2 separate regions of the Homo sapiens genome follow, and region 2 is linked to region 1. Evidence: read pairs that join two places in POLR2A ChIA-PET (ENCODE). Cell type or tissue: HepG2. All regions are shown on one strand. Links, peaks and the distances in the headings refer to the core of each region. The heading gives the core; the rest is flanking DNA.

What was found. ChIA-PET counts read pairs that join two places held together with the same protein. Peaks named below come from ENCODE experiments on the same cell type or tissue, not always from the same donor. Only the 100,000 strongest peaks of a DNase experiment are listed, where the experiment ranks them.
Region 2: POLR2A ChIA-PET joins it to region 1 with 5 read pairs; 3 of 35 experiments call an interaction of 5 or more read pairs at or near these places.

Annotation. Positions count from the first base shown.
Region 1 is chr2:27,192,183-27,198,292 of GRCh38, reverse strand. No RefSeq gene overlaps it. Among named protein-coding and RNA genes, the nearest start is that of ATRAID, 17 kb to the left of the region's middle. RefSeq lists a silencer at 226-426. In HepG2, for the core only: no CTCF peak of the experiment used is centred there; a DNase peak (open chromatin) is centred at 3,202.
Region 2 is chr2:27,338,974-27,342,973 of GRCh38, reverse strand. It overlaps GTF3C2 (general transcription factor IIIC subunit 2), which reads left to right. Exons shown (of 19, transcript NM_001035521.3): 3 at 1-148; 4 at 741-1,026. Among named protein-coding and RNA genes, the nearest start is that of GTF3C2-AS1, 5.4 kb to the right of the region's middle. In HepG2, for the core only: no CTCF peak of the experiment used is centred there; no DNase peak of the experiment used is centred there.

The sequences.
Region 1 (6,110 bases), core at 809-4,808:
GATTGCTTGAGCCCAGGAGGCTGAGGTTGCAGTGAGCCAAGATTGTACCACTGCACTCCAGCCTGGGCAACAGAGCAAGACCTTGTCTCTAAAAGAAAACAGAACACAACAAAATCCCTTTTCCTTCATAGATTGTTTTTGGGGAATGTAATCGAATCTATCATGCCAGACTCCCAAATTCAAGCCTTATTTGTTTCCTGGTTCAGGTGTCCTGGTAGAGCTGCTTCTAGGACAAGGTCTTACCAATGGAGGCAATAGAAACTGAGAATGTCTGTAAAAACTAGAAGTGGACGATTTATATCTCAAGCCCTACAAGAAGGAGAGACTGGTGATTGTCACCAAGAACTGTTGAGGGAATGGGATCATCTCTGGATTCTTAGGGCCTGATCTCTGAACCCATTTTCTGGCCAAGCCAGTGTCTGTAGGAGAGTTGAGAGCAGGATGCCCCTCACTGCTGCCCTTGGTCCAGGGCTTTACATAAAAAATACCACATTGGTCATATCTGCAAACATTGGGATTGTAAAGTAAGTAATGCCCAGAACTGCACTCTGTAAGTCCTCCAAGAACTGTGCATCCTTCCATTAGAAGTGAGGACAGTCCCCGAACATGCCAGGTTGACTCTGCCCCGAGGTCTGCCCTCTTCTCCTTAGTCCCTCCTCCTGGGACCCAAGGGCACTGTTCCTTGGTTAACTACCTTACCCTACCAATCTGACAAAATTGTAGACCTAAGTGGGACCTCATTTGTTCGGTATATTTATCAATCACCTACTACATTCAAGGGCCTCACTTTTTTTTTTTTTTTTTTTTTTTTTTTGAGACAGAGTCTTGCTGGAGTGCAGTGGCGCAATCTCAGCTCACTGTAACCTCCGCCTCCTGAGTTCAAGCAATTCTCTGCCTCAGCCTCCTGAGTAGCTGGGATTACAGGCACCCGCCACCATGCCCAGCTAATTTTTTGTATTTTTAGTAGAGACGGGGTTTCACCATCTTGGCCAGGCTGGTCTTGAACTCCTGACCTCGTGGTCCACCTGCCTTGGCCTCCCAAAGTGCTGGGATTACAGGTGTGAGCCACTGCACCTGGCCAGGCCTCACCTTTTATACAGCTAAAGAAACTGCTATGCCACCCCAGGACTCTACCAGGTGTCAATCTGAAATTCTTGCATTTTAACTATATTTGCATAGAAGAGGAAATAAGAATGCCACAGGATTAAAAACTTTCAAGAGTTATGATATTTAAGGGCAAGTGGCAAAAAGATCCAATTCGTACAACTTTCAAACCTTATAACAGAGGGCAAAGATGCTCTTTCATTTCTAACATAGTAAACCTTTTTCTTCATGCAGCATTTAAAAAGTACTGTTTGATGGTTATGAGGGTGTAGTCTAAGGCTTGGGTTCAAATACTGGTGCATGCATTTAACCTTAAGCTTCAGTTTCTTCATCTGTTAAATGTGAAATTCACAGGGTTAAGGACTCAAAACTATGTTGCGTGCATATATGTACATATATGTATATATGCATTCCTTAAATATCAGTTATTGTAATAATTATTCATTGTAGTTTTCAAAGCACTTTTCATATACTACCTGATATTATTCCTTGGGAAAGAAATACTTCCTATATCGCCTGCGTTTTTAATATATAAAGTAACTGGATTGCTTGGCTGGTAAGTGCTTGAGGCAGAGCTAAAATGAGGGTCTGTGACTCCCAGTAGCCCACCAAGTTGTATTTGTGTTGTCATGAAAACAATGTCCTTTTGGATAGGATATTGTTACCTGTGTTCACAGAGTGTTTTCTGGGACATCAGTCCCTAGTACAGTGAGGTGCTAAGTTGGCGGCGATGGTGCTATATCATTCTAGAATCTTCCTGGAGCAGTGGCTTGAAAACTTTTTTGACTGAGACCCACAGTAAGAAATATATTTTACATCATGATCCAACACACACATAAATTACATATATGTTTGTTTCTTTTTTTTTGAGACAGGGCCTTGCTCTGTCGCCTAGGCTGGAGTGCAGTGTCACCATCTTGGCTCACCATAACCTCTGTCTCCCAGGCTCAACTTGAGCAATCCTCTCACCTCAGCCAGGGCTACATGGGGAAGTAGTTAGCCAGGGAACAACCCATAACATGATGTGAAGAACTCACATCAATTACAAACAAGGTAGTTTGGAGCCATTGACTTGATTCATGCTAAGATGGCTGCAGTTTTACCCAGATTGCTTTTACAATATCAGTGCAAATATCCATAGAGTGAAAATGGCAAATTACATTTTAGTATTACCGTATAAGAAAACAGTTTTCCAATTTCATCCATGTCCCTACAAAGGACATGAACTCATCATTTTTTATGGCTGCATAGTATTCCATGGTGTATATATGCCACATTTTCTTAATCCAGTCTATCATTGTTGGACATTTGGGTTGGTTCCAAGTCTTTGCTATTGTGAATAGTGCCGCAATAAACATACGTGTGCATGTGTCTTTATAGCAGCATGATTTATAGTCCTTTGGGGACTGTTGTGGGGTGGGGGGAGGGGGGAGGGATAGCATTAGGAGATATACCTAATGCTAAATGATGAGTTAATGGGTGCAGCACACCAGCATGGCACATGTATACATATGTAACTAACTGGCACATTGTGCACATGTACCCTAAAACTTAAAGTATAATAATAAAATAAAAAAAAAAAGAAAACAGTTTTAACTTTAGCGACCCCTTGATGTCATCTCAGGGACCCCTAGGGTTTCGTGGACCACACTTTGGGAACTGTTGCCCTAAACCAGGAGACATACAAGAACTATCATAATAACACACTAACCTCAGGCCAGGCGCCATGGCTCACGTCTATAATCCTAGCACTTCGAGAGGCCAAGGCGGGCAGATCACTTGAGCTCAAGAGTTCAAGACTAGCCTGGCCAACATGGAGAAACCCCATTTCTACTAAAAATAAAAAAAAAAAATAAACGAAAAAATTAGCCATACGTGGTCGTGCACGTCTGTGAGCCCAGCGTGAGCTGAGATCGCGCCACTGCACTCTAGCCTGAGCAACAGAGCAAGACTCTGCCAAACAAAACAAAACAAAACAAACAAAAACATAACCCCAATCTGGAGACAACCCAAAAGTCCATACGATCTAGTGTTACGTGCTTACAGGGGTGCTATGTAGCAATGGCAAACAAATTAACCACAATCACACACATTGACAGAACAATGTTGATCAAAAGAGAGCAGTCACAGAAGGAAACACTATGATTCTCTTTGTTAAAGTTCAACATGGAAAAAATTAAGCTCTATTGTTCTTGGCCCCATAAGAAGGTGGTAAAACCATGAAAAAAAGGCAAGGCAATGATTAACCCCAGGGTCAGGATAGTGGCTCCTTGAGGGAAGAGGGTGGATGATGTGGTCAGGGATGAGCTTTAAAAGTACCAGCACTGTTGTAGCGGACATCATAGAGGTTCACTTCATTTATTTATTTATTTTCTCTTTGAGACGGAGTTTCGCTCTTGTCACCCAGGCTGGAGTGCAATGATGCAACCTCAGCTCACTTTAACAAACTAGCCAGCACGGGTTCAAGCAATTCTTCTGCCTCAGCCTCCCAGGTTCAAGCAATTCTTCTGCCTCAGCCTCCCGAGTAGCTGGGATTACAGGTGCCTGCCACCATGCCAGGCTAATTTTTGTATTTTTGGTAGAGTCAGGGTTTCACCACATTGTCCAGGCTGGTCTCGAACTCCTGACCTCAGGTGATCCATCCGCCTCGGCCTCCCAAAGTGCTGGGATTACAGGTGTGAGCCACTGAGCCCAGCCTAGATGTTCACTTTAAACATTACAAATATGTATGTATTAAATGTGTGTATCTCACGGTAAATATTTTAAATCAATTGATATCACATGATGATCACTGGCATTGCTGTCTATTTTCAATATATTATTAAGGAGAAAAAGCAAGATGCAGAATAACATATAATATGCTACCATTTCTAGTAAAAATGATGAGCAAAAGAATATGTCAGTACTTGGCTGGCCGCAGTGGCTCATGCCTGTAATCCCAGCACTTTGGGAGGCCGAGGCAGGCAGATCACAAGGTCAGGAGATCGAGACCGTCCTGGCTAACACGGTGAAACCCTGTCTTTACTAAAAATACAAAAAATTAGCCAGGCGTGGTTGCAGGTGGCTGTAGTCCCAGCTACTTGGGGGACTGAGGCAGGAGAATGGCGTGAACCTGCGAGGCGGAGCTTGCAGTGAGCCAAGATTGCACCACTGCACTCCAGCCTGGGCAACAGAGCGTGACTCCATCTCAAAAAATAAAATAAAATATGTCAGCACTTGTTTGCATATGCATAAACTATCTCTAGAGTACTATAGAAGAAACTAACAATGATCACTGGCTGAGAGAGGGGCCAGCAGGAAGGGAGACAGGGGTAAGAGGGGCCTGATCTCTTATCTCTGTATGCTTTTTTTTTTTAAATTCTTTTTGATTTAGACATGGCTATCACAGAATTTCTATGCCTTTTTATACAATTTATAAAGGATAATATTTTAGTATTAGTAATACAAGAACAATTCCAGTATTACTAATACTAAAATCAATCCCTCCCTCCCTTCCTTCCTTCCTTCCTTCCTTCCTTCCTTCCTTCCTTCCTTCCTTCTTTCCTTCCTTTTTCTTGAGACAGGGTCTCATTGTGTCACCCAGACTGGAGTGCAATGGTGCAATCATGGCTCACTGCAGCCTTAACCTCCTGGGCTCCAGTGGTCCTCCTACCTCAGCCTCCTGAGTACCTGGGACTACAGGTGCACACCACCACTCTTGGCTAATACTTTTGAATTTTCTTTGCAGAGATGCAGGTCTTATCTTACCATATTGCCCGGGCTGGTCTCAGACTCCTAGGCTCAAACAATCTGCCCACCTTGGCCTCCCAAAGTGCTAGGATTACAGGTGTGAGTCATTGCACCCGGCCAAAGTATTTCTTAAAGCCCTATACATCAGGAAATTTAAAAATACTCCTAAATAACATCTGCATTAAAGAGAAAATCACACTGGAAATTATAAATCCTTTAAAAATGTACTGCAGCTAGAGCATCACATAGCAAAAACTGTGGCTTTAGATGGGCTATCTTAAATGTTCAATAATCTGATGGGCAAAAAAGAAAATCTCATTTAATTTGCTTTGTTTGATTAGTATTGAGTTTGAGCACCTTTCTCTTTTTTTCTCTTTCTTTTCTCCTCCTCCTTTTTCTTCTTTTTTGATTTAGATTTTTCTGTCAACTTCCTGGTCACATCCTTTGTCAATTTAAAACATTGTCAGAACTCTGTATATGTTCTGAATAGTAATTTCGTCAACAGTTTTTTCCCCTCACTCCCTTTTCCTTTAAATTTGATTATTTTAGTATTTCTTTTAACTCAAGTTTTAAATTTTATGAACGCAAATCTCTCAGTCTTTTATAGCTCCCATTGTTTGTTTGTTTTTGAGATGGAGTCTTGCTCTATTGCCCAGGCTGGAGTGCAGTGGAGCGATCTCGGCTCACTGCAACCTCTGCCTCCCGGGATCAAGTGATTCTCCTGCCTCAACCTCTGGAGTAGCTGGGATTACAGGCGCACACCACCATGCCTGGCTAATTTTTTTTTTTTTTTTTTTTTTTTTTTGAGACGGAGTCTCACTCTGTCGCCCAGGCTGGAGTGCAGTGGCGCGATCTTGGCTCACTGCAAGCTCCGCCTCCCGAGTTCACGCCATTCTCCTGCCTCAGCCTCCCGAGTAGCTGAGACTGCAGGCGCCCGCCACCATGCTCGGCTAATTTTTTTTGTATTTTTAGTAGAGACGGGGTTTCACCATGTTGGTCAGGAGGTCTCCATCTCCTGACCTCGTGATCCACCCACCTCGGCCTCCCAAAGTGCTGGGATTACAGGCATAAGCCACCGTCCCTGGCCCAGCCACCGCTCCCGACCCAGCTCCTGGGTTTTGTATTTTGTTGAGGAAGGCATTTACTACCCCAATATTAATAAAATATAGTTTAAATATTTAATATTTCAACTTTTTTCTCTAAATGTTTAATCGTTTTACCACCTGTGTTTGATGTGATGGGGTAGAAGATTCAATCTAATGTTATTTTTTCCTTCA
Region 2 (4,000 bases), core at 1-4,000, 150 kb before region 1:
AGAAACGAGGTCGAAAGTCCAAGGCAGAGCTGCTGCTGCTGAAGTTGTCAAAAGACCTAGATCGGCCAGAATCTCAATCTCCAAAGAGGCCCCCTGAGGACTTTGAGACCCCTTCTGGGGAACGACCCCGCCGAAGGGCTGCCCAAGTGTAAGGATTGTGGGGCATAGCTTGGTGGAGGGGGGTTGGGTGAAGGGATCAGGGTGGGGCAGATGTTGGAGAGAGAAGACTGATGAGGTATTAGGTAAGCAGGGGTGGTGTCTGGATTCTAGGGACTTGAGCAGTCCTTTAGGCTCTTACCGCAGCACTATTAATGGTATGTATTGCTAACTTGGTTTATCTAAGAATTATTGTCTGTACTTTATGTCCTATGCCATTTTTCACAAACTTTACCCAGCTCTTTATTGTTTTACTGTCCAGTATATGTCAGTATATATATTCTGTTCCATTCTTTCTCTTGCCCTCTGTGTTCTTTGACTGTGGTAGGATGAAAAATGTATTGAACTTGGAGTGAGAAGACCTGGGTTCAGATTCCACATTTGTTATCTCAGTCATCTCGGCCAAGTCACATAACTTAGATTTCTGGTTTTTCATCTTCCAAGGGGGAAGGGGAAATTAATAGAGTTAATTGGTTAATCATGGGGTTATTGGGAGGCTCCATTGAGATAAAAATCAACCATGTCTGGAAACGTGGGTTCTCAGTCATATGTGAGAATGGCTCTGACTCTGTCCGTTCCCACAGGGCACTTCTGTATCTTCAGGAACTGGCTGAAGAGCTCTCAACAGCCCTGCCTGCCCCTGTGTCCTGTCCTGAGGGCCCCAAGGTGAGCAGCCCCACCAAACCGAAGAAGATCCGGCAGCCAGCAGCCTGTCCAGGTGGAGAAGAGGTGGATGGTGCTCCACGGGATGAAGACTTTTTTCTCCAGGTTGAGGCTGAAGATGTGGAAGAAAGTGAGGGCCCAAGTGAGAGCTCATCTGAACCTGAGCCTGTAGTGCCCCGAAGCACCCCACGAGGATCTACTTCAGGGGTAACCTCAATGGACAAGAAAGTGAATGGGGACATAGTAGGATTTTAGGGGACCAGCAAGGTACTGAGAAAGGAAGGACAGCTTTGACCTGGTAACTATAATAGACAAAACAGGTTAAAGAAAAAAGGGTCCATTTCCAAAACATTTGGCATATTAGGGAGAGCGCAGAAGAAGGGGTATGGTAAACAAGATTATTCATTCATATATTGAGTATCTGTTCTCTGTTAGGAAACACAACAAACGTAAATAAGACAGTGTATCCTGCCTCACAAGTTCACAGTGCAATCAGCACTACCCCAGGAGTGAACAAAATGATTTAGGCATATAAAGGAAAGGGTAATTAACTGCCTAGGCTTCACAGAGGAATGATAGTTGAATTGCTTCTTGAAGGATAAGTAGAAGTTTGCCAGAGAGGATGGTTTTCCCATAAATTGATTATGGCTGGAGCATAGAGCCTGGAGTAAAGTTGTAGGCGAGATTAAACTGGAGAATATGAAAGGACATAGACCTATAGGAACCAACAAAGGCTGTTTTTGTTTATGGTTTTTTTTGGTGGTAAAATGTATATAACATAAAATTTGCCATTTTAACCATTTAAAAATACACAATTGAGGCTGGGCGTGGTGGCTTATGCCTGTAATCCCAGCACTTTGGGAGGCCAAGGCAGGTGGATCACCCGAGGTCAGGAGTTTGAGACCAGACTGACCAATATAGTGAAACCCCGTCTCTCCTAAAAATACAAAAATTAGCCAGGCATGGTGGCACGCACCTGTAGTCCCAGCTACTTGGGAGGCTGAGACAGGAGAATCACTTAAACCAGGCAGGGAGAGGTTGCAGTGAGCTGAGATCATGCCACTGCACTCCAGCCTGGGTGAGACAGTGAGACTCCATCTCAAAAACAAAACAAAACAAAACAAAACACACAATTCAGTTGTACACAAACTGTACAACAAACATTTTTAAGTAGAAAAATAACATCAGTTGGGAAAATAGGTCAAACTATAGTTGACAGAAGACAGCTTTGCCAGATGCGGTGGCTCACGCCTGTAATCCCAGCACTTTGGGAGGCCAAGGTGGGTGGATCACAAGGTCAAGAGTTCGAGACCAGCCTGGCCAACATAGTGAAACACCGTCTCTACTAAAAATAAAAAAAAAAAAAATTAGCTGGATGTGGTGGCGCACGCCTGTAATCCCAGCTACTCAGGAGGCTGAGGCAGGAGACTCGCTTGAACCCAGTAGGCGGAGGTTGCAGTGAGCTGAGATTGCACCATTGCATTCCAGCCTGGGTGACAGTGTGAAACTGTCTCAAAAAAAAAAAAGACAGTTTCAGTTATCCAGGTAAGAGATAGGTCCTAAATCAAGCAGTGAAGGAAGAGAAGAGCAGGGAGGGGGCAGATTCAAGAGATATGTAAGAGGCCAGGTGCGGTAGCTCACACCTGTAATCTCAGCACTTTGGGAAGCCAAGGCAGGTGGATCACTTGAGGCCAGGGGTTTGAGACCAGCTTGGCCAACATAGTGAAACCCTGTGTCTACTAGAAATACAAAAATAATTAGCTGGGTGTGGTGGCATACACCTGTAGTCCCAGCTACTCGGGAGGCTGAGGCAGGAGAATCACTTGAACCCAGGAGGCAGAGGTTGCAGTGAGCTGAGATCGCGTTATTGCACTCCAGCCAGACTCTGTCTTTAAAAAAAGAAGAGATATGTAAGGTAATTTTTTATTTTTATTTTTGTAATTCTTTTGTTTCTGTGTTCTCTCACATAATGGAATATGTAAGAGAATTAACAGTATTTGGGAATTGAAGGGAGGGAGGAAGTTGAATAGCAGTTTCCAGCTTAAATGGTGGCATCATGCACTGAACCTGGGAACACGAAAAGGGTGAGGGATGTGGGAGGGGCAAAGGTGGGGAGGGGAGAAGTTGAATTCACTTTCTTTTTTCCCTTTTTTTTTTTTTTTTTTTTTGAAACAGAGTCTTGCTCTGTCACCCAGGCTGGAGTGCAGTGGAGTGATCTCATCTCACTGCAACCTCTGCCTCCTGGGTTCAAGTGATTCTCCTGCCTCGGCTTCCCAAGTAGCTGGGATTAAAGGCACGCCCCACCACGCTCAGCTAACTTTTGTATTTTTAGTAGAGATGGGGTTTCACCATGTTGGCCAGGCTGGTCTTGAATTCTTGACCTCAAGTGATCTGCCCGCCTTGGTCTCCCAAAGTGCTGGGATTACAGATGTGAGCCACCACACCTGACAGAATTCACTTTCTGACATGTTGAGTTTGAGGTGCCCATGGGCCATGGGTCATTCTGCTGGAGATGTCTGGTCACCAGTTGCATATATGAGACCAGTGCCTTACTTGCCTCACGTGCAACATCTAAGGGATAACAGAAACCCTCAGTAATTGAGATAAATGCTATTTTGATGCAACATTTAAAAAAATCAATGCAACAAATCATGGATATTTCGTTCCATGATGAACAAAATATCAAAATTTTAAATAAAGACAGGATCTTTACTGATTTTTTTTTTCTTTTTTTTTTTTTTTTTTGAGACGGAGTTTCGCTCTTATTGCCCAGGCTGGAGTGCAATGGCATGATCTCAGCTCACCACAACCTCCACCCCTCCCGGGTTCAAGCAATGCTCCCGCCTCAGCCTCCCAAGTAGCTGAGATTACGGGTGCACACCACCACACCCAGCTAATTTTTGTATTTTTAGTAGAGATGGGGTTTCACCGTGTTGGTTAGGCTGGTCTCGAACTCCTGACCTCGTGATCCGCCCGCCTCGGCCTCCCAAAGTGCTGGGATTACAGGCATGAGCCACCATGCCCGGCTTTACTGATTTTTTCAACTGATTACTGTTTTTTTCCATTTGCCTCATGCTCTAATATGGCTTGCCACAACACTGTCTAGAACTTGTAGAGAAGTTGAGACTGAGTCAGGTTTACATGACGGAAATGTAAACTTGATAATCAGGCATAAAGATGG